5 separate regions of the Mus musculus genome follow, and regions 1, 3, 4 and 5 are each linked to region 2. Evidence: chromatin loops called from intact Hi-C (ENCODE). Cell type or tissue: heart. All regions are shown on one strand. Region 1 holds the start of Anapc15 (anaphase promoting complex C subunit 15). Region 2 overlaps Clpb (ClpB caseinolytic peptidase B). Region 3 holds the start of Inppl1 (inositol polyphosphate phosphatase-like 1). Region 4 overlaps Clpb (ClpB caseinolytic peptidase B). Region 5 overlaps Phox2a (paired-like homeobox 2a).

The links. Hi-C counts contacts between places; a loop is a spot of excess contacts. Peaks named below come from ENCODE experiments on the same cell type or tissue, not always from the same donor. Only the 100,000 strongest peaks of a DNase experiment are listed, where the experiment ranks them.
Region 1: a loop joins it to region 2, with 2.9 times the contacts of the local background. A loop is called at or near these places in 16 of 42 quality-filtered maps.
Region 3: a loop joins it to region 2, with 3 times the contacts of the local background. A loop is called at or near these places in 28 of 42 quality-filtered maps.
Region 4: it touches region 2 in a loop (2.1-fold over the local background); 4 of 42 quality-filtered maps call a loop at or near these places.
Region 5: it touches region 2 in a loop (2.5-fold over the local background); 28 of 42 quality-filtered maps call a loop at or near these places.

The regions. Positions count from the first base shown.
Region 1 is chr7:101,893,660-101,897,659 of GRCm38, forward strand. It overlaps Anapc15 (anaphase promoting complex C subunit 15), which reads left to right and starts at 2,672. Exons shown (of 6, transcript NM_027532.4): 1 at 2,672-2,791. In heart, CTCF peaks have their summits at 2,245 (motif pointing left) and 2,489; DNase peaks (open chromatin) are centred at 2,662 and 3,042; H3K4me3 peaks cover 2,203 bases; H3K27ac peaks cover 2,212 bases.
Region 2 is chr7:101,677,595-101,681,594 of GRCm38, forward strand. All of the region lies in intron 2 of Clpb (ClpB caseinolytic peptidase B), which reads left to right. Among named protein-coding and RNA genes, the nearest start is that of Clpb, 16 kb to the left of the region's middle. In heart, a CTCF peak has its summit at 2,177 (motif pointing right); DNase peaks (open chromatin) are centred at 2,207 and 3,557; H3K27ac peaks cover 397 bases.
Region 3 is chr7:101,836,472-101,840,471 of GRCm38, forward strand. It overlaps Inppl1 (inositol polyphosphate phosphatase-like 1), which reads right to left and starts at 1,353. Exons shown (of 29, transcript NM_001122739.1): 1 at 1,250-1,353; 2 at 100-480. The coding sequence starts at 281. Folr2 (folate receptor 2 (fetal)) reads right to left here. Exons shown (of 5, transcript NM_008035.2): 5 at 3,517-3,990. The coding sequence ends at 3,704. Gm10602 (a long non-coding RNA gene) reads left to right here. Exons shown (of 2, transcript XR_003946663.1): 1 at 1-946; 2 at 2,331-4,000. In heart, a CTCF peak has its summit at 1,902; DNase peaks (open chromatin) are centred at 300, 400, 1,470 and 1,820; H3K4me3 peaks cover 2,639 bases; H3K27ac peaks cover 2,710 bases.
Region 4 is chr7:101,766,087-101,770,086 of GRCm38, forward strand. The region is part of intron 7 of Clpb (ClpB caseinolytic peptidase B); the gene reads left to right. Among named protein-coding and RNA genes, the nearest start is that of Phox2a, 50 kb to the right of the region's middle. In heart, no CTCF peak of the experiment used is centred here; a DNase peak (open chromatin) is centred at 1,565; H3K27ac peaks cover 936 bases.
Region 5 is chr7:101,821,037-101,825,036 of GRCm38, forward strand. Phox2a (paired-like homeobox 2a) reads left to right here. Exons shown (of 3, transcript NM_008887.2): 3 at 672-1,690. The coding sequence ends at 1,109. It overlaps Inppl1 (inositol polyphosphate phosphatase-like 1), which reads right to left. Exons shown (of 29, transcript NM_001122739.1): 27 at 2,857-3,523; 28 at 2,477-2,610; 29 at 1,596-2,367. The coding sequence ends at 2,277. Among named protein-coding and RNA genes, the nearest start is that of Phox2a, 4.7 kb to the left of the region's middle. In heart, CTCF peaks have their summits at 620 and 2,298 (motif pointing right); DNase peaks (open chromatin) are centred at 755, 1,205, 2,535, 2,965 and 2 weaker places; H3K4me3 peaks cover 1,656 bases; H3K27ac peaks cover 2,117 bases; H3K27me3 peaks cover 940 bases.

The sequences.
Region 1 (4,000 bases), 220 kb after region 2:
ATTACATAGGACACTGTGCTGAAACCCTTCTAGGGCTTTGACATGAGGTGCTTGGTCTCTATCCATTTACCTACCTGCCTACCTATATACCTACCTACCTACCTACTTATCTATCTATATATCTATTCATCCATCTACTATCTTCTATCTACCCCCCCCCTTTTTTTTTCAAGACAGGGTTTCTCTGTATAGCTCAGGCTGCCCTGGAACTCACTTTGTAGACCAGGCTGACCTTGAACTCAGAAATCTGCCTTCCTCTGCCTCCTGAGTGCTAGGATTAAAGGTGTGTGCCACCACGCCCGGCTCCTATCTACCCCTTTTTTCTCCTTCACTTCTTCCCTTCCCACTCCCCAACTACTCAAAAGTTGCTATCCCATTGATTTTCTTGTCCCCACCCCCTAAAATATTACGCCTATAAATTCTGTTTTTCTGGAGCAGAGGACCAACCTAGGTTTTATCATTGAACTAAATCCCAACCCCCTACCTACAATATTTTATTCTAAGTATTTACTCCGATCTTAAAACTGTTATTTATATTATTTGTAACTTCTTTATTGTTTCTCTCACTGGAACAAAAGCTGCCACCACAGGAGGGTCTATTTGTTCACTGATGTATATTCACTGCTCAGAAGTGATGCACATATATTTGGTTTTGTGGGTTCATTTATTTTCTATTTTGGGACAGGGTCTCTTTATGTAGCCTTGCTGGCCTATAATTCACAGATATTCTCTTACCTCTGCCTTCTAAATGCTGGGGGTTGGGCGTGGGGGCGGGGCATGTGCCGCTTCACCTTCCAAGATGCCATACTTGCAAACCCCAGGAAAAGATTCTTACAATATTTCTGTGTTTTTAAAGAAACCAACATTGTCACTACATCTAGTTAACAATTTTTTTCTGATGCACATTTATTTGGTGTGCAAGGCAGCAGAGAACTGCTACAGTGTGCACATGCAGGTCACAAGACAACTTGTGAGAGGCAGCTTTCTCTTTCTACCATGTGGGTCCAGGGATTGAAGTTGGGTCCTTGGTTTGTTAGCAAGTGCCTCTACCCACTGAACTATCTCACTGTCCGTTATTTTTATTTTTAAAATTTGCACCTGTTTTTGTGAGAGACAGGGGCTTATACATTTCAGGCTGGCATTGAGCTTGCTACATAGCCCAGTCTAATCTTGAACTTCACATCCTCTTGTCTCAGGTCCCTGAGTGCTACAATTTTAATAAGCAGAGCTTGCTAACGTTTGAAAACGTTTGAAGCTGAAGCTGACCTCTTGGGCCATACAATCAGATTTGATAGGAAGCACATACGGAACCTCTTGAACAGTTCTATCTCATCACTCTTCACCAGAGCCAAGAACAGGAGGAAAACCAGGCAGATTATCATGCTAGTTACAGAAGAAACAGCGTAGACAAAGAATGTACAGGCCTGGGGAGATACCTTAGGGGTTAAAGTGCTTGTTGTAAAAGAAGCCAGGATTGGTGTTTGGGTCCTCAGAACCCACATGATTGCTGGATGGTTATGGCAACCAGCCTGTAATTTCTGTAAAGACAGAGAATTCTCAGAGAACCTGGATAGTCAGACCAGCGATAGCAGGGACTTGTGGTATTGAATAAGAATAAGATAGAAGAGCAATTGAGGAAAATTCCCAGCATCACTCTTGGGCCTACACATACATACACATGCATACACACACACACACACACACACACACACACACACACGATGTTCAAACACACATATACATAAGATAAAATTTTAAATAGATAAAAAAGAGGCCAGCGTGGTGTTACACAGCTTTAATACCAACAGGAAGACTTCGAAGCCAACCTGGTCTAGATAGTGAATTTCAGGCCAGTTAGGAATACGCAATGAAACCTTGTCTCAAAAAAGAAAAGTAAATATTATGAATATGATGTAGTTCCATGACAGAGGCTTGTCTAGCATGTTCAAGGTATCCTCTCAGAAAGAAAAGAATGGATGCCGGGCAGTGCTGGCGAATGCCTTTCATCCCAGCATTTGGGAGGCAGAGAGGCAGAGGCAGAGGCAGAGGCAGAGGCAGAGGCAGAGGCAGAGGCAGGTGGATTTCTGAGTTCCCTGTCTCGAGAAACCAAAATTAAAAAAGAAGAAAAGAGGGGCTGGTGAGATGGTTCAGCGCTTAAAAGCATTGACTTCTCTTCCAAAAGTCCCGAGTTCAAATCCCAGCAACATGGTGGCTCACAACCATCCGTAACGAGATTTGATGCCCTCTTCTGGTGCGTCTGAAAAACAATTACAGTGTACTTACATATAATAAATAGATCTTGGAGGAGTTGGAGGAGGAGGAGGAGGAGGAGGAGGAGGAGGAGGAGGAGGAGGAGAAGGGTTCAAACAGAAAACCGAGTCTGAGAGAACAGAAGGGAAGAAACAGATGTTTCTTGGAACGCAGCAGCACACACGGCATCCACACAAGCGAACATTTCTGGAAACCATACTATTTCGAGGAGATTAACACGCAAACACCGCCGAGTGGCAGGAGGGCGGGACTAGTCGAACGCAGGCGAGGGGCTAGCCTGGAGAAACCCTGCCGCTGGAGATTCAAGGAGGAGCTGACAGGTAGGCGGGGCAAGCGAGGGTCCTCCCCCAACTAGTACGTAACTAAAGTACATCAACATCACTTCCGGCTCGGTGTTGAAGCGGGAAACAAAAGGAGACGCAAGACGCATGCGTTAGTGAGTCCCGGATTCTGGTGGGTTCTTCCGCTCAGACCTGGGGAAACGCTTCCGGGTCGCCGCCGGCTGCCGGCTCTTGGCGCGGTAAGTGCGGAAACGAGACTGCTGCCGTTTCCTTGCTTGTTCTTTCTTCCGGCTTCCAGAGAAACCCAGTTCCTTTGACTCGCTTCCCTAGCAGTTCATTTTCCCCATTTTTACTCTTAAAGACATCCTGCTCACTGGCCGTTTCCTAGAGTCTAAGCCCCACCCATCGCACATGGTCCGTCATGCATTGGTTTCACTTCCTGTCACCCAGCATTTCTTGCAGTTAATTGGCTTCGGCCAGGCCGCGCGCATTTTGCGATTAGCATCCCTATAAGGTCAAAATCCTGACGGAGACCCGCCCCTGCCTCCTTCCTGTTGGTCAATCTCGCAGTCATTATCATAATGAGCAAAGAATGGGCGGTGGTGGGTAGAATTTTAGTATATAAAATCTGTCAGTGCTTTCGGGATCGTGGTGGACGCGCCTTTTTTTTTTTCCCCCATCACACGGACCTGGGGGGGCTTTGGTCTAGGGAATGACAGCGTCTAGTTCTGCGTGGGTCAAATTAAGTTGGAACAAAAGCTAGAGTAGGGCCGGGTGTGGGGGCTGGTATACGCCTTTAATCCCAGCATCCGGGGGCTGAGGCATGCGGAGCTCTGTGAGTTTGGGACTAGCCTGGTCTATATAGAGAATTCCACGACAGTCAGGGCTAAATATTGTAACCCTGTTTCATTTACTAAAAATAGGGGGAAACACCAAGGTAGACACCAACTCTATTTTTTCCTGTGCCCTTCCTACAGTGCTGGGCCAGGATCCCTGCCTTGCGTAGGATTTAAGCCCCCATCGAGTGTGTGGCCAAAGTCAAGCTCTACATGTCACTGGGTTTGTGAGCCAGGGCGTTTTAGTTCAGCTTCTTGGTGACCTTCCTGGTCAGCAGCTTCAGCCCACAGAGTTGATTTTGTTCTCTTCCATGTTAGTTCATTCTTCATTTGTTTGTTATTTACTCATCCCTCTGAGAATTTCTTTTATCCTTGGTTGTGTGTACTGCAGTTTGACTGGTTGGTGAGAGAGGTGGTTCATGTCCACACCATTTTGCACTGGTTGGATGTGACATGAATCAAAAGAGCAAAAAATAAGTTTTGTGGTGCGTGTGTGTGTGTGTATTTAAAATGAATTTTACTAGATCTCTGCTATTGCTAATCTTGTGCATAATCACAATGCCACATTCCATCTCTGGCTCCCAGTCTCTTCTCTCTTTAAGCAACATACAG
Region 2 (4,000 bases):
CCATCCTTCCAGCCCACGCTCCTGGCAACCACTAGTCTGTTTCCTGTCTGTGGATTTGCCCATTCTGGACACTTATGTGAATGAGATCTCACAATCTGAATTTTGTATCTGGCTTCTTCAGCTTAGCTTAACTTTCCAAGGTTCACATGTGTTATAGCACATTGTCAATACTTCAAGCCTTTTAAAAACCGAATAACATTCCATGTACAGTAAACACATTTTGATTAATCTATCCGTCAGTTGACAGACATGCCTTCACAGTGTGAAAATGATCAACAGTTATATTATTATGAACAAGGCCAACTTGCCCTTTACATTTTTTTCCAGCTGCATTAATCTCTTTGTTCTTTGGATCATTTTTCCCAAAGTAACTATTTCCATGATGAAATGGGTGGAGTTCCCATAACACTTGGCACAGCGGGTTGCCACAACCTGCTCATCCGTCCTTCAGTGTGGTCCCAGATCTGTCCTCTAGGGCTCCTCACCGGGCTCCCTTTCTTTGTTCAGATCTTTAAATGATGAGATAGTAGTACTAGGAAATAAATATTAGGAGTTTATGTCCGTCTACCCAAGGCTGGCTCCCTAAGCTATGGTTTCAAGTTGCCATATCCTGGCCATTTTATGATGGAAAGGCCATGAACTTTTGTTGTCCTCTCTGAGTTCCAGTGCGGCATTACTGTTATGAGGGCAAGGCAGCCCTTAGTAGAGATGCTGTGCTTCTGTTAATGTGGCCGCTTTCTTGCCTCAGTCTCATTGTATTCTACAGTCTGTTAAGCTTTGATCAAGCTGAGGATCAGGACTACTTGCACTTTGTAAACATTTGACTGCATCTGTTTGCTTAGCTTGGTTTGAAGCAAAGGCACAGCCACTGAAGACACTGCTTATAGGTGTGTGAAGTCGGAGGTTGTGGGGAGACTGCTATGGCGAGAAATAAGGTGATCTGCAGCTGTTCTTATGCTGAGACTAGAAGTCTCTCTCTCTCTCTCTCTCTCTCTATCTCTCTCTCTCTCTCTCTCTCTCTCTCTCTCCCATTTTCTAGGGGAGAAGCCTCTAATGGATCACCTGCTCCTTGGAGGCTTTTTCTTTATCATTTTCTGTCAGCTATAGTCCTATCAGAGAGCTAGGGTATGCTGTCCAGTGCCAAGTGCAGAAGAACAGGCTGTGTGCTGTGGGAAGCACAGAGTGAGTAGGGCTACAATTCTAGGCAGCCGCCCACTGCCGTGGCATCTGAAGTCACTAGGACACTGAGGCAGGAGGATCACAAGTTCAAGACCTGCCTGAGTGAGTTCATAGAGACCTGGGTGAGTTCATAGGCAGCTTGGGCAACTTTTTGAAAGTTAAAAATATTTGGGAGGGTTGGGTAGTGATGGTGTACACCTTTAATTCCAGCATTCAGGAGGCACAGACACAGGCAGGTAGATCTCTGTGAGTTTGAGATCACCTCTGGTCTGGAGAGCAAATTGTAGGACAGCCAGGGCTACACAGAGGAACCCTGTCTCAAAAATTAAAAAAAAAAAAGAGTGGGGAGGATGTTGGGAAGTGGCTCGAGTAGAGATGGCTCAACAGTTGAGTGCTGCTACTTTCTAAAGGACCTGAGTCTAGTTCCAAGCACCCACACCAGACATCTGTACATCCTGTAAGCTCATAAACTCAGACAGACACACACTTATAATAAAGAAGAGGAGGAGGAGGAAGCCATGCTATTTCTATATCATGCAGGAGGCCCAGAGTTCAATCTCCAGTACTGGAAAAAACCAAAAACTTCATTCAAGAGTTTGCCAGATACAAAGAGCCAACATGTTATTTTGGCTTTCCTGTGCAAACATCTCAGAGGACCCATGATAATGCATTACTGGGGGTGAAGGGACCTGTTCTCCAAACTCAGACTGAGTGCTCTCTGTGTGAACAAGGTCTGTGACTGGTCCATTGCATCCCTTAGTCCCCAGTACAGAGGATGGATGGCTTTGGAGAACTGTTTTGTATTTTGTCCCCCGTTGGTGGGGACAGGTATTCTGGTTCCTCACTGAAAGTCTCATGTGGCTTGGCAGTAGTTGTGTGGTTGTCAGTGAGTTTGAGGAGCCGGACCCACTACTGCTTCTTATTGCTAATTGTAACAAGCTTCCAGGCAGGCAAGCACCCAGCTGCCCTCGGCTGCAGCCTAGAGGCCTGCCTTGGGGCCAGTAGGTGGCGCCCATAGCCCTTTCCCACACCTCAACTGCCTGGACCGCAGTCCCGAAGGCTGTGACAGGGCCTAGGTGCCCACATGGCAGTGTCCTGGGTTGCTCTTTGCCTTTTCAGGTTGTATGTTCGTGATTTATCCAGTCTCAGCCAGGCACAGCTCCCTGAGGATGCAGAGGTGTTTGCTTTAGCGGACCCCCAGGGGGTTATTAGAGGAATCCATGCTCTGCTTTTCCCTTCTAACAGAAGAACTCTGCATCCATAAAGTCATTCCTGTTGCCCTGTTGCCCTGACCATTGCTCGCATGGCGCTGGCCTCCAGGGTTCTTGCTTCTGTCTTAGCTGTTTGCCAAGTATGCATTTGTTCAACGGCTGCCTTGGAGGTCTGGATCAGTACCCGCTCAGCCCTGCAGTCATCAGTCCTCAGGAAGAGCTCACACGGTGCTGATGAGTGGAGGAAGTGGTACCTCGAGGCTGAAAGGGAGACACAGGAACTGGCCTTACAATGCAAAACATGCCAATAACATGAAGGTCACAGAAAGGTTGAAGAACTCTTGCAGGTGAAGTGAAGACACACAGTGTTTGATCTTTATATTGATTCTGTCTTACGTCTGGATCACAATACTGTGAAAACTGTTAGGATAACGGGAGACATTTGACCATAGGCAGAATGTGAGGTAGATGCTCAGCCTGTGCTATCAGTGGGTCAGGATCCTCCATGCTCAGGCCTTTTATATATTATGTCCTAGTATTTCCAGAAAGCCTACATATATATCCTTGTGCACTTAAATCATCTCTGGGTTGCTGTACTCTGTTTTGTTTTTTAGAAATAATGACAACAAAAATGTCTGTTATGTTCAATATAGATGCAGGGGATTTTTAGTTTCTGAGTTTCTTTCTATTTTTGATCTGCACTTGGTTGAATCTTTGCCACATTGAGACTTTGGCCATTATGACTGGTGGTTCTGTAGAAGTCCGTCCTTGTACTAGGAAATACATGCCACAGTATTTGGAGATAAGGGGCATAATGTCTGTAATTAATTCTCACATGGGCAAGTAAAATGTATTAGAAATAGGAACCAAATTAATCAGAGTTTAAAGTAGGTCCAAGTCAAGGACCTGTGAAGGTTTTTTGGTGCTAATTTTGTAACTGGTTTCTAAGTTTAACAGTTTAAAAATAGCAATCGCACATTAATACATAACAGGTGTCTGCAAAGAATAGGACAAAGAGTGGCCACCCAGCATTGAGCTTTAGTTAGACCAGCGAATGTCATTTTGGTTGCAGATAAATTCTTCACCATTTGCCTTTAACATTTGAACAGATAGTGTAGTAGCAGCTACCATTGCAGAACATCCTGCACCCTCACACCTCCCGTGGTCATATGGCCACTCTTGTTAGGAGGCTCTGACAGGCCAAGGAGGTAAGATGAGAGAGGCTCTAAAAAGACCTGTCCACAGCACACAGCCAGGCAGAGGCAGAGGTAGAGGTAGAGTCAGGCTCCTATCTGGTTCCGTCCTTTCCCAGAGAGGCTTGGTGAAGCAGCTCATCTGTGTGTTTAAAGATTGGGCTGTTGATTCTGCAGGGCAGTCATTACCTTCCAAAACACTGAAACTAACTAGTAGGAAAGGCTCAGGATGAAGTGTGCAGATTCACTCATCTGAGTTGTGGGTGCTTTGCATATACCAGTCTCCATTCTCTCATTATTCACTTGCTTTCCTGAGGTTGCCAGGTGTAAGAGTGAAAACAAAGGCACCTGGAGGGCTTCCTTGAGGAGAGGGTCTGAGCTGAGCCTAAGAGGCTGGTGCTCAATTTAAATAGGCAA
Region 3 (4,000 bases), 160 kb after region 2:
CCCTGGAGACAGGGCTGCAGCCCCACCAGCTACAGTCACCCCACTACCACGATTGCCACCACAACCAAGGAACACTCGGCGTGTGCCCGCCCTACTCACAGGACGCAGAGTGCGAAGGCCCCCGCCACGCTCTCGCTATCTCGCACCAGGAAGCTGCCATCGCGGCCCGCCCGAGCCAGGAGCTCCTCCGCAGCAGCGCGGCTCAGGTCACGGTGATACCAGGCTGGGGCCGGGCTGCCTAGCGCACCCCCGGGACTCGGTGTCCCACACACTGAGGCCATGGCCCACGCAGGGCTCAGCGCCGCCGATGCCTGCCGCTCCGCGCCATCCGCCCGGGGAAGCTTGAAGTCGAGGTTGGGCCCGGGTCCCGGGACTAAGGATCCACCAGCCCGAGAGAACCCAGTATGTGGGTTCCACGCTTGGCCGCGCCAACCGCCTGGATCTCCGCGCAGCCGCCGCCGCCCGCAGCGCCGGCCTCAACTTGAAGAGAAAGAAAAGTTTGTTCAGAGGCGGCGGGGGAGGGGCGGGAACGGAGCTAGGAGCTGGCCGGTCCCCTCCCCCTCCACTCGGCCCAGAGCCCGGGCCGCCCCTGCCCCCAGCCTCTCTCGGCAAGGACGATGCTCCGACAGCCCTACAGGACCCGCAAGACCAGCACCTCCCAAGTCCCACAATTATTTTGTCCCCCCACCTCAAGAAGATCCAGTTCCCCGGTACCCGCTCCGGGACAACTTGTGAGTCCAAGTTCTCGCTGGTGAATTCAATCCTTCCAACGATTCGCAATGAGATGACCCCTAATCCCTATGCAAATCTGATTCTACTACACACATCTCTTCTACTCGGCACCCCCACAGCCTTGCGGGATCAAGGTTCGGAAAGCAAGGCTCCAGGATAGACATCCACAACTACTACAACATCCAAGAGAACAAGTTCTCGTAACTCCTATAAGGTCAGAGGCCCCTTCAGACCTGAACCCCCCAAAACGATTCCTGACACATCCCACAAGATCCCAAAGAGATCCGATACCCCACCCCACACATACGCGCGCGCTCGAGGTGCCTTTCACGCACCGGTCCCCGCAGGCCCTCCAGCCTGGCAAAACCCTTCCCCCATCTCCACCAAATTGCCTGGCACCACGCCCCACACCCGCAGGCCCAGGTTTTGCAGTCCCAGACCAGGAGGACCCCCTCGACTACCTAGAAAAAAAGTTCCCTCAAGTCTCAGAGCCTCAACTACCGAACGCAGGCCCCACCTCTAGGGCGACTCGGGTTGACTCCTAGCCCGGGGAAGCCTCCCTGGACTCCCCGCGGCCACTTAAGATGGCCATCCGCCGCCACCGCGCACCCCGCGCCTTCCGCCCCGCCCGCGCCCCGCCTCGTCCGCCCGCGTCCCGGTCTCCGCCGCACGCCCGCAGAGTGACCTCGGGACAGCCTTGGCTCTTCAGTGCGCCCGAGCTTCTCGCTTTCGATAACTGGGGTAACGTTACGAGGGCGGGCTCATTGGGGCTCTGCCTGTAAAGCTCAGGGCCTGGCATGCAGCGTGCGCTCCGGGACGGCGGCTATTTTTATTATTAATTAAGGAGTAACGAAGGTGACAGCTGTGTAAACTGTAAAGCGCGACTGGGGACTGAACGGGTATTATTAGCACCGCCCCCGCTCCGGCTACTCCCTCCAAATCAACAAACTTGCGCTTCCGTGGGCCAGGTGCGAGCAGGGAGCTCCTAAGACTCTGGCTGCTAAGACCTCCCATCCACCGACCCCTGGGGCGGAAAAGGGGACCCGGCGGGAGAAGACGGGGCGGAACCCAAACAGGGCTTTGGCCCGCCCTATTTCCCCCCTAAAAAAAGACCTGGATGGTGGTGGCGTCTCCAAGGATTTCTCTTCCTGCCCCGCCCCTCTGCCCCCTGGCTCCTTAAAGGCGCAGGCCTCTAGCCGCTTGCCTACAACCACCAACTCCTAGAGTCTGTCAGGAGCATCCCTTTAACCTGGGAGAGAACTTTCGCTCTGGTAAATTGAACCTGTTGACCGAGCCTGGGGTCAACCCTGAGGAGTTTCCCTCTGTTTAGAGGATAAGCCAATTTGCATTGGCTTAACCCATCTAGAACAAAGCCTGGGACGTGACGGGTCTGTAGGGACCTTCCAGAACAGATAAATACAAAAACAGAGATCCTCCACCCACCTACCTGTTTCTCCTGGTCCTGCCAGGGCTTAAATAAAGTAACATCCTCCAATCTGTACCCAGCTCCTCCCGCCGGGAATGGAGGACGCCCACCCCAGATCCCGGGGGTGTGCAGTGGGGTCTTACTTTCCTATGCCTGTATTCCCGACCCACAGGAGGCAGAAGCAAATGGAACTCTACCTAGTTGTAAGCCAGCTTCCTTGGTCTAGACTTCCAGCCCATCCAAGACTACATAAGAGATGTGGCCTCAAAGAAAGAAAGGAGAACGAGTTGGAGAAAAGCTGTCACGACCCTCCAAAATCAATATATTTACAGCTTCCTGAGAGGACGGCGATGCTAAAGACTGTGTCATTGGGGTGAGATGGCTTAACAGGTAAAGGCGCTTTTGCCAAGTTTGAAGACTTTGAGTTGAACCCCAGGGACCCATGTGGTGGAAGGAGAGAGCTCCTGCATGTTGTCCTCTGACTTCCACACCTGTGCCAAGTCATCCATGCAGCCCACACACCTAGGCACACACTCAGAATAAACACAAATACAATTTAGCCGAAGGCTAGAGGGTGCTTCTGCCTCTGGGAAGCCACTAATAGTTTCTTTGGCTTCATCAGTAGGATACAGCACTGGGCGAAATGCAAGCTTTTGTTTCTTCTGTATCTTCCAGATTGACTTCCTAATGGACTATCCTCGTCCAAGGGACCCCAACCCAGTCAATCTATATCATAGTAGGCAGTGTGAATTTTTACCCCTTTCTCCAGAATCTCTGCTGGACTCCCGTTTCCAGCTTCCCCTTTGTAAGCTGAGAACAGAGCTAAGCAGACACATGATGGGAATAGGGAATGTGTTTTGTTTTTGTTTTTTTTTTTAATTATTTTATTTATTTATTTAATGTATATGAGCACAATGTAGCTGTCTTCAGACACATCAGATCCCATTACAGATGGTTGTGAGCCACCATGTGGTTGCTGAGAATTGAACTCAGAACCTCTGGAAGAGCAGTCAGTGGCCTTAACCACTGAGCCATCTCTCCAGCCCCCTGAGATGTATTTTTGTTTTTGTTGGACTCAAGCTCTCCAGGCAAGCACTCTTCCAACTGAGTTATGTTCTCAGCCCATGATGGGATAATGCTTGAGAATGATATAATTTAAAAATCCTGGATCTTCCTGTTATTTGAGAAGCAACTAGATTCCTACAGGCTACTGAAGCACAGACGCTCGGTTCATCCACCTTCTAGGAGGAGGGAACTTACAATGAACATTTGTATAGTGATGGTGAGTTTTGAAACACTATTTACTCTGACTGGAAAGGATCTGTCCCCACCCACTCACAAGCTCACAGTGACAATAATTCATTAGGCCCAGATGTGTCATAGATTTATTGAAAATGATTGTAGAAACCCCAACCCCCAACATGGATCAGGAACTGGATGACAGAGGAGAGGGGTGGAAGCAGGCTCAAGACTTCCTTATTCTTTGAAGAGTTGAACCAGACCAAGGGTAGATAGAGGAGAAATCTAGAGAGGAAGACTGACCTCTCAGCCAGGGAGCCATAATGACAGCACTGGGGCCAGGCTGGGCACAAGAAGTACTGCTGCATGGGGCACAGTCCCAGATGTCATAAAGGAAGCATAAAACTTCACCACGTCCTCATTCGGATTGCCCTGGGTTGAGTCAAACCACATCTGGATGCAGCGGCCACTCCCTCTGCTGTAGTTGCTGACCTTGTAGGAGTGACTCCAGAGACCCTCGCAAAGGCTGGCTGGTGTCGGGAAGTAGTACTCAAACGTGTGACAGGGTGCTGTGTTTGGGCACTTGTTAATGCCTGCAGGCAG
Region 4 (4,000 bases), 88 kb after region 2:
ATCTCCATGGCTGTGCTCGGCTGTTAGGGTCACGTGACCCACAAGGCCAGCCTACCTATCACAAGGGTATTGGAAAGTGAGTTTCTCCTTCCAGAACCCAGAGCTGGTCTTGGGCAAGTGATGAAAGATGTCAGTCCAAGCTGTCAGACTTTCTGGGAGCCAAGTACAAGTTCCACTCACCTCAAAAAGGCTGTCTGGTTAGCATGTGCAGAACTAGGCCTCCAGTCACAGCACTCCTAGATAGAAACATGCACATTTCCTTGGCTCTGCCATCCTTCCTTTCACCCCATACAGTTCAGGTATCAAGTTCTGTCATTATCTTCTGTGGTTCTCAAACCTAGTCTCTCTTCTTTTTCCTGTACATTTACTTACCTCACTACTGCGAGAAAATATCTTACAAGAAGCAAATGTAAAGAAAAAAGGTTTTATTTGGACTCACAGTTCAAGAATATAGTTCATAATAGCAGGGTATCTTGGTGACAGGACCTTCATACATTTGGCAGAATAGAGTAGTTAATGCTGGTATTAGCTCACTTCTTCCTTTTATTGAGTCTGAGACCCTTGCCCATGAAATGGTGCCACCCAGATGAGGTGGGTCTTCCCACTACAGTTAACCTAGTGTAGATGATCTCTCACACAGGCATGGCCAGAGTCTTGTCCCCTAGGTGAGTCTAGAACCTGTCAAGCTGACAGAACCAACCATCACATGCTGATACTGGCCATGCAGTGGCCTCCTTTCCTTCCCTTAGTATTCCTGCTGGGGCAGTGATCTTTAGAACACAGATGGCTCAGTGTTTAAGAGCACTGGCTGCTCTTCCAGAGGTCCCCAGTTCAATTCCTGGTACCCCCTTGGCAGCTCACAACTGTCTGTAACTCCAGTTAGAGAGGATCTGACACCCTCACACAGATATACATACAGGCAAAACACCAGTGCACATAAATAAATCTGTAAAAAGAGAAAAGAAAGCACAAATCTAATATTACTGCCTTGTTGAAGCCTTCGAATGGTCCTTGTCCTAACATGGCATAAAGGACCTACTGCCATGGTGGCTGCCAGCCTGCGTTGCTGCCCCTGCTCGCTACATTCACACCAACCACAACAGCCTACCTTTGCCTTCCTATCTGAGTCTGCCACTGCCACCCTATCAGCCTATAGTTCTTCAGGCCTTCCTGTAACATGGTTCGACCCCAGCCCTACCACTGCCTAACCCAATTCAGGAGCAATTGAGGTTCGTTGTGAGAGGCCAGACATGTTTGTGTTATCCCCATTGAAGTAGTTTATAAAATTCACTTAGGTGCTATGACCACTTGTCCTCTGGTAGCTCACAACATACTGAAAGGGAACTCAATGAGGTCGTTAATTACATCATATTCCTTCACCTTTGATCTCCTGGGTGGGCAATAGATGAGCCTGCACATGCCTGGGAGCTTCAGAACTGTGTCTGTGTAAGGACATGGGCCTCACAGACATTGCCCCAGGTTCCAGCAGATTCTCTGAATCCGCTGCCCTGCCTCACACAACTCTCCTTCCACTGCACTTCCGCAGCAGGGCCTGCCCACGTGCCCTTCCCAGAATAGCTTCCCATTCTCAGGCCCGTTCCCTGGGCTTCTTGTGAACACCTCTCATTACATGAGTGGTTTGGTATCTGCTGTGTTTGTGTGATTTTCTCTCAGAGATCAGGACCTACTCCTGTTAACTCTGTTTCCTAGGGTTGGGCCCCAGCTGTACAAAGGTTGAGTAAAGCTGTACAGAGGTAAATGAAGGCAGCCCTTTTTTCTTTTTTCTTTTCTTTCCTTTCCTTTTCTTTTCTTTGTTTGTTTGCTCTCTCTCTCTCTGTGTGTGTGTGTGTGTGTGTGTGTGTGTGTGTATGTGTGTGTATGTGTGTGTGTGTGTGTTGTGGTTTGGTTGGTTGGTTTTGGTTTTTTGTTTTTTTTTTTTTCAAAACAGGATTTCTCTGTGTAGCCCTGGCTGTCCTAGAACTCACTCTGTAGACCAGGCTGACCTTGAACTCACAGAGATCCACCTGTCTCTGCCTCCAGAGTGCTGGGATTAAAGGTGTTCACACCCACCATCTGGCTACAAGAGCTCATTTGACACTACTAGTTAATACAAGGTGACTTTCAACCTCAAGCATTGCTCCAAATGGCTGGTTCCCCTGGAGATGCCACAGCATTGAATAAATTCTTCTCACACAAGACCGTTAGAATTTACCAAGAGCCAGGCAGTGGTGGCGCATGCCTTTAATCCCAGCACTAGGGAGGCAGAAGCAGGCAGATTTCTGAGTTCAAGGCCAGCCTGGTCTACCGAGTTAGTTTCAGGACAGCCAGGGCTACACAGAGAAACCCTGTCTCAAAAAAGAAAAAAATCCCACCCCCACCCCCAAAAAAAAGGACTTACCAGGAAGGTCTGTGGACAGGTGACTCAGCACTTAAGAGCACTGGTGACTCTTCCAGAGGTCCTGAGTTCAGATCTCAGCACCCACATTGGGTGGCTCACACTGCCTATAACTCCAGTTTCAAGGGTCTGACACCCTCATATGTCCTCCAGCTTCTTGCATGCATGGCATGCACCCATAAGTAAAAATAAATTTAAAAATAAAAGAACTTATCAGGAACTGTGAGCCAGGCTGCCCCTGGGCTTCAGCTGGATAGAAGCAGAGCTCTGGGTTGAGAAGAGGCAGTTCTTTTCACTCTTTGCTTTTTTCACATACCAAGGCCTTCCCAGAACGCCCTGTTACACCTTGTGCTTCAAGCATCCAGGTACAAATGTTCTGCATCCTCCCAGCACATCCACCCATCTGGAGCCCTCATCTTACATCAGTGCATGGCAAGTACGCAGCAAGTGCTTGTTTGCAGAGAAGATGCAGAAGGTTCCCCAGTGGGCTCCGAAGAGGCCAGCAGCAGCCTTTCCCCAGAGGGGCAGAAACGACCTGCAGCACTGAGTCTCTTCCAGACACACTGTCCTCTGTAAAGGGGGATAAAAATCAGCCTGCCTTTGTGTAACCCCAAGAAGACCAAGAATTAGAAGGAGCACTACCCAATCATTCTATGAAGCCACAGCCACCAGTTACACTGTATGTTCTCCCTTGGAGGTGGAACAGTTTCTGTCTAATCCGGAACGTATCATAATTTCCTTTCATAGAGGACTTCATAAGAGATTTTTTTTCTACTTATATCATGTTTAGTGTTCCAAATAGATTTTAAAAACTGGTTAGGGGGAGTGGGTGGGGGAGCGTGTGGGGGACTTTTGGGATAGCATTGAAAATGTAAATGAGATAAATACACAATAAAATAAATTTTAAAAACTGGTTAAAAGAAACCTACATATAATAATTTCTTAAGATTTGAAAAAAAAGATAATGTAGTATTTCACTTTTTAAAAAATAATTAATTTAGTCGTCAAACATTAAACCAGTGAGAGGCTAGCCTCAGGGATCGGTAAAAAACTAGTGCCTAGTACCTGTAGCCTCCTGCCCCATATAAGGGCACAGGTAGAAGAAATCCCTTTATTGATTTCCCTTGGCTAGTTCCTAGTTTCCTCCTGTGTGAAACAGAGGCATTGTATACCACTTGGCATTATTACAGTGTTTAAGGAGATATTTAAAAAGCTGACACTGAACCAGGTAGTGGTGACTCACACCTGTAATTCTAGCACTCAAGTGACAGAGGCGAGCTGATTTCTGAGTTCCGCCAGCCTGGGCTCCCCAAGAAACACTGTCTTGAAAAACATTTTTAAAAAAAATGTAAATGTGAAATGCGGACAGACAGACACTGAGTGCCATCATTGTTGCCACGGTGATTTCCATTACTTTCACCCCAATCATTGCCCTGTCTCCATGGGGAGCTGACAGTACATGAACCTCTGTCCATTTTAGAAGTAAAGAAACCAGGACGAAAAAGGAATAGGTATTTTACTTAACCAAGGAGGAAGTGGCAGAAGACAAGACTCCAAGCAAGCTCCTCTTAAGACATCATCTCCACCACACTGCTCTATAAATGA
Region 5 (4,000 bases), 140 kb after region 2:
TACGGGTGTGGCTGAGCAGCCAAGGGAGACAGCGGGGCTGGAACGTGGGGTCTTAAAAGACCGGAGCAGGGTCGCTACAATTTGCCTCCAACTCCATATTCCTACATTTCCCCTCGCTAAATCGGGGGTTTATGAATTTTTACCCTGAAGCTAGGAAGCAAGTCGGCTGAGTTGACCAGGCCAATGAGTACTTCTAGATGATGTACCTGAGTCAGACGACTGACTCCTGATTAGGAAAGTTTAAGTCTGGGACGGCTGCAGGTCGGCCGAGAAAAACCTGGGTATACAAATCCGGCTGCCCCGTTTTGACAGGGGGACCCTGTACAAATGGTCCCCCTAGCGCCCCTAGGGTCCTAGGATGCTCCAAGTGGGATGCCCCAGCTTCCTAAATAGAAGGGCTAGGGTAATAAGATTGACTAGAGCTCCCTCCAAGAAACCAAAATGCAGGGAAGCCATGGGCTGTGTGTGTGGAGGAGTGAGCAGATCCTAAGGACAAAAACCCAAGGGCCTGTTGGGGCACCAAAGACGGGAAGAATGGAAGTGGCGCCGAGTGGAGCAGTGGAGGGTGGAAGTCTGTAGATCTGGTCGGAGGTCTTACACGCTCCTAGCGGCCTGGGACAGAGGTGTCCCGTGTGACCGTCCTCTGGGCTAACTGGCCCCTGTGCCTACAGGTCTGGTTCCAGAACCGCCGGGCCAAGTTCCGCAAACAGGAGCGCGCGGCCAGCGCCAAAGGCGCGGCGGGAGCGACGGGCGCCAAAAAGGGCGAGGCGCGTTGCTCGTCGGAGGACGACGACTCCAAGGAGTCCACGTGCAGCCCCACGCCCGACAGCACCGCGTCGCTGCCGCCGCCGCCTGCACCCAGCCTGGCCAGCCCGCGTCTGAGCCCCAGCCCTCTGCCCGCCGCGCTGGGCTCCGGGCCCGGGCCCCAGCCGCTCAAGGGAGCGTTGTGGGCAGGGGTGGCGGGCGGTGGAGGTGGCGGCCCCGGCACGGGCGCAGCGGAGCTGCTTAAGGCCTGGCAGCCGGCGGAACCCGGGCCAGGTCCCTTCTCTGGAGTTCTGTCCTCCTTTCACCGGAAGCCCGGCCCCGCCCTGAAGACAAACCTCTTCTAGCCGCGGGCGTCTGTAGGCAACCAGCCTGCCCCGAGAGAGACACCCCTCCCCTTCTGGACCTGGCATTATCCCTCCCTATCCCGGCAGCCTGCCTGGAAACTCCCCGTCGTCCCCACTACCCAGTGTCTGATCCCTAGACCTGGCCCCCCTTCGTGGTAAAACAAGCCAGGGCCACTCTGGTCTGGAGTACTAATCACCGTGCCGCCCCTTCAGGGCGGCCGGAAGCCCTTTCTTGCTAGGCTTTCTTAGGAACAGGGATCAAATTACACCTGTCCCTCACTCAGTGCCCAATCATAAAGGGTCCTAAGAAGCCGAGCCAACAGCTCCTAGACTTTTCAGCTAGCTGGGCCACTCATTCCTTGAAATCAAGCAACCTGAAGAGTCCCACCGCCAATCCCACCCTTAACGAGTCACCTCCCATCCCTAGCCAGTATGGCGCAGAGGTTAGACACTAGAGGGGAAGAGCCGTCGGGGAACGGAACAAAATGGTTTTCCTTTTCCTTTATTTTTTCTTTGAAAAACGTGTAATTTATTAAGGTGATTTTGCTCAATCCAAATAAAACTTAATTTATTGAAGACAACAAGCCGACCACCTTTCTGAGTGCCCAAGGTGGGATAAACTGCAGCACTGTCCTCTGACGCCAATTTGGCATTTTATGGCCGAGGTCCTGCCCCACCCCAATAAAATTAACGTGCCCTCCCTTCCCAAAACCCACACAGAAAAACTTAAATAAGTCCGGCCCGGTCCTGGGCTCTTCCTTCATTTCCGGACGGATGGATGTCCCCAGAGTAGGAGCTGTAAGGAACTCTTCCTCTGTGGTTCAGGCCCGTGGGAGGGAGGTGAAAACATCAGTGGAAGTGAGGACTCAGGTGTGCCCCACGCACAACCCTGAGGCAAGGAGGTGTCTGCACCAGCGTAACCACCGATCTTCACAATCACCACAGGCTACTAACCTCCCCCTGCGCACCCCCCCCCCCCCGGGCCTAAAAGCTAGGTGGGGAGCTGGGGAGCACGATGTTTTAACTAGAATGTCCCAAACAACTGGGCAGTAGGGAACTCTGATCCCCAATAAATAGAGATGCACGGCCACACCGCTCCGAACTTTCAACCCCTGGTTGCACGTGCCCATCCAGCTCCGCTTTTGCAGCTGGGCAGCACCTCTGCAATCATTTGCTGAGCTGCAAGGTGTCCAGAAGAAGGCGCTTGTGAGCAGGATCCTGCACCCCAGCTTCCTCAAGGTCTTCCTCAGTGATGTCACTGCAGGAATAAGAGAGGCTGGGAGATGGGCTAGGAGGTCCTAAAGGGCCCGAAACCCCACCCTTGCGGCCACACACCCCGCCCTATCCACCTCCAGCCCCGCCCCCACCTGAGAAACTCCAGGTCGTCCCAGCCATTGTGCACCAGGCCCTCCTCATAGCGCTCCAAGCCGATGGCCCGCAGCCAGGCACCCATGCCCGCCTCTCCCAGCCCGCTGGCCCGCCCGCCCTGCGGGCACGGAGCCTAAAGGAATAGGGCATGTTAGGGGGTAGAACTAAGGGCTCCTCACAGAAACACATGCAAACAGCCACATTCTACCCATGCTCTGAAGGGGAATGAGGCAAGGGATGGAACTGATCCATGTGTCCCCCAAAAGGCACATTATCCAGCTACAAGCAAAGGGGGCTGTAGACACCAGTGAGTTCTGAGTGGAAGAATAAAGGAACACCTATCAGGTACACATAACCAGTTAGCTCCGGTCTAACACACCTCCTCTGCCAAGTCTTCTTGGATGCTCTCCCGGATGCGGGGTGGAGGGAAGCTGAGGGGCCGGCCATAGTCCGAGGGCCCTCGGGGAGGCTGCAATTCCAAGGGGTTGGGGAGGAGTGCTGAGCGTCCAGGCCCTGGAGCATAATCTACCTCACTGAGTGTTTTGGCCATTTGCAGTACCGAACAAGACCGGTCATCCCCACTTGCGACCTCTCCCAAAAAAGTACTGGCAGGTGAGGTGCCTGGCGGTAGTGGTGGTCTTGGATGGGCCTTGGGAGGTGGTGGGCCACGGGCCTCACCCCCACTTCGGCCCCTGACCACTGGCATTGACAAAGGATCCAGGTTAGGGGGCAGGAAGATGGCTGAGTCTGGCAGTGGTGGAGGTGGGAAATCTGGAGGAGGCAGCGTGCCCCCAGAGTCCTCATCTGATGAGCTTCCCTCCCCCACACGAGGGGTCCGGTGGCGCCCAAGCTGAGGAGCAGGCACTGTGATGGCCACTTTGTTCTTGGTGGCAGGTGGGAGAGGGGCCCTGGCAAGTGAGGGTGGCTCCAGGGGCAGCAGCTGATGTGGGACCCCTTCAAGGACGTAGTAGGCAGGGTTATTGAAGCTGTTCTTGGGTGGGGGGGCTGCTACTCCTTCCTGCTCAGATGTCCCTTCTGACTTCAGCCTGGATGGGGAACAGAAAGGACTCAAGGTAAGGGCAGTGGGTGCAGGGGAGAGAGCTGGGGAGAAATGACAAGGGCCTGCCCTGCTCCCAGACTGGCACTTGACCTTGAGTAAGTCACTTGCTCTCTCCAAGCCCTTAAGGCAAAGGTAAAACCCTACCTCCTTTCCCCACTTACATTCTCTCTCCGTTCTTATAATGGAAACCTTATAACAGAAACGTGACCTCGGGCTGGTGAGATGGCTCAGTGGGTAAGAGCACCCGACTGCTCTTCCGAAGGTCCGGAGTTCAAATCCCAGCAACCACATGGTGGCTCACAACCATCCGTAACGAGAGCGTCTGAAGACAGCTACAGTGTACTTACATATAATGAATAAATAAATCTTTAAAAAAAAAAGAAACATGACCTCAAACGGGTGATAGCAGCCTAAGAAGGGCGACTAGAGGTCAGAAAAGCGTCCAGGAGAGAATCCTCTGCAA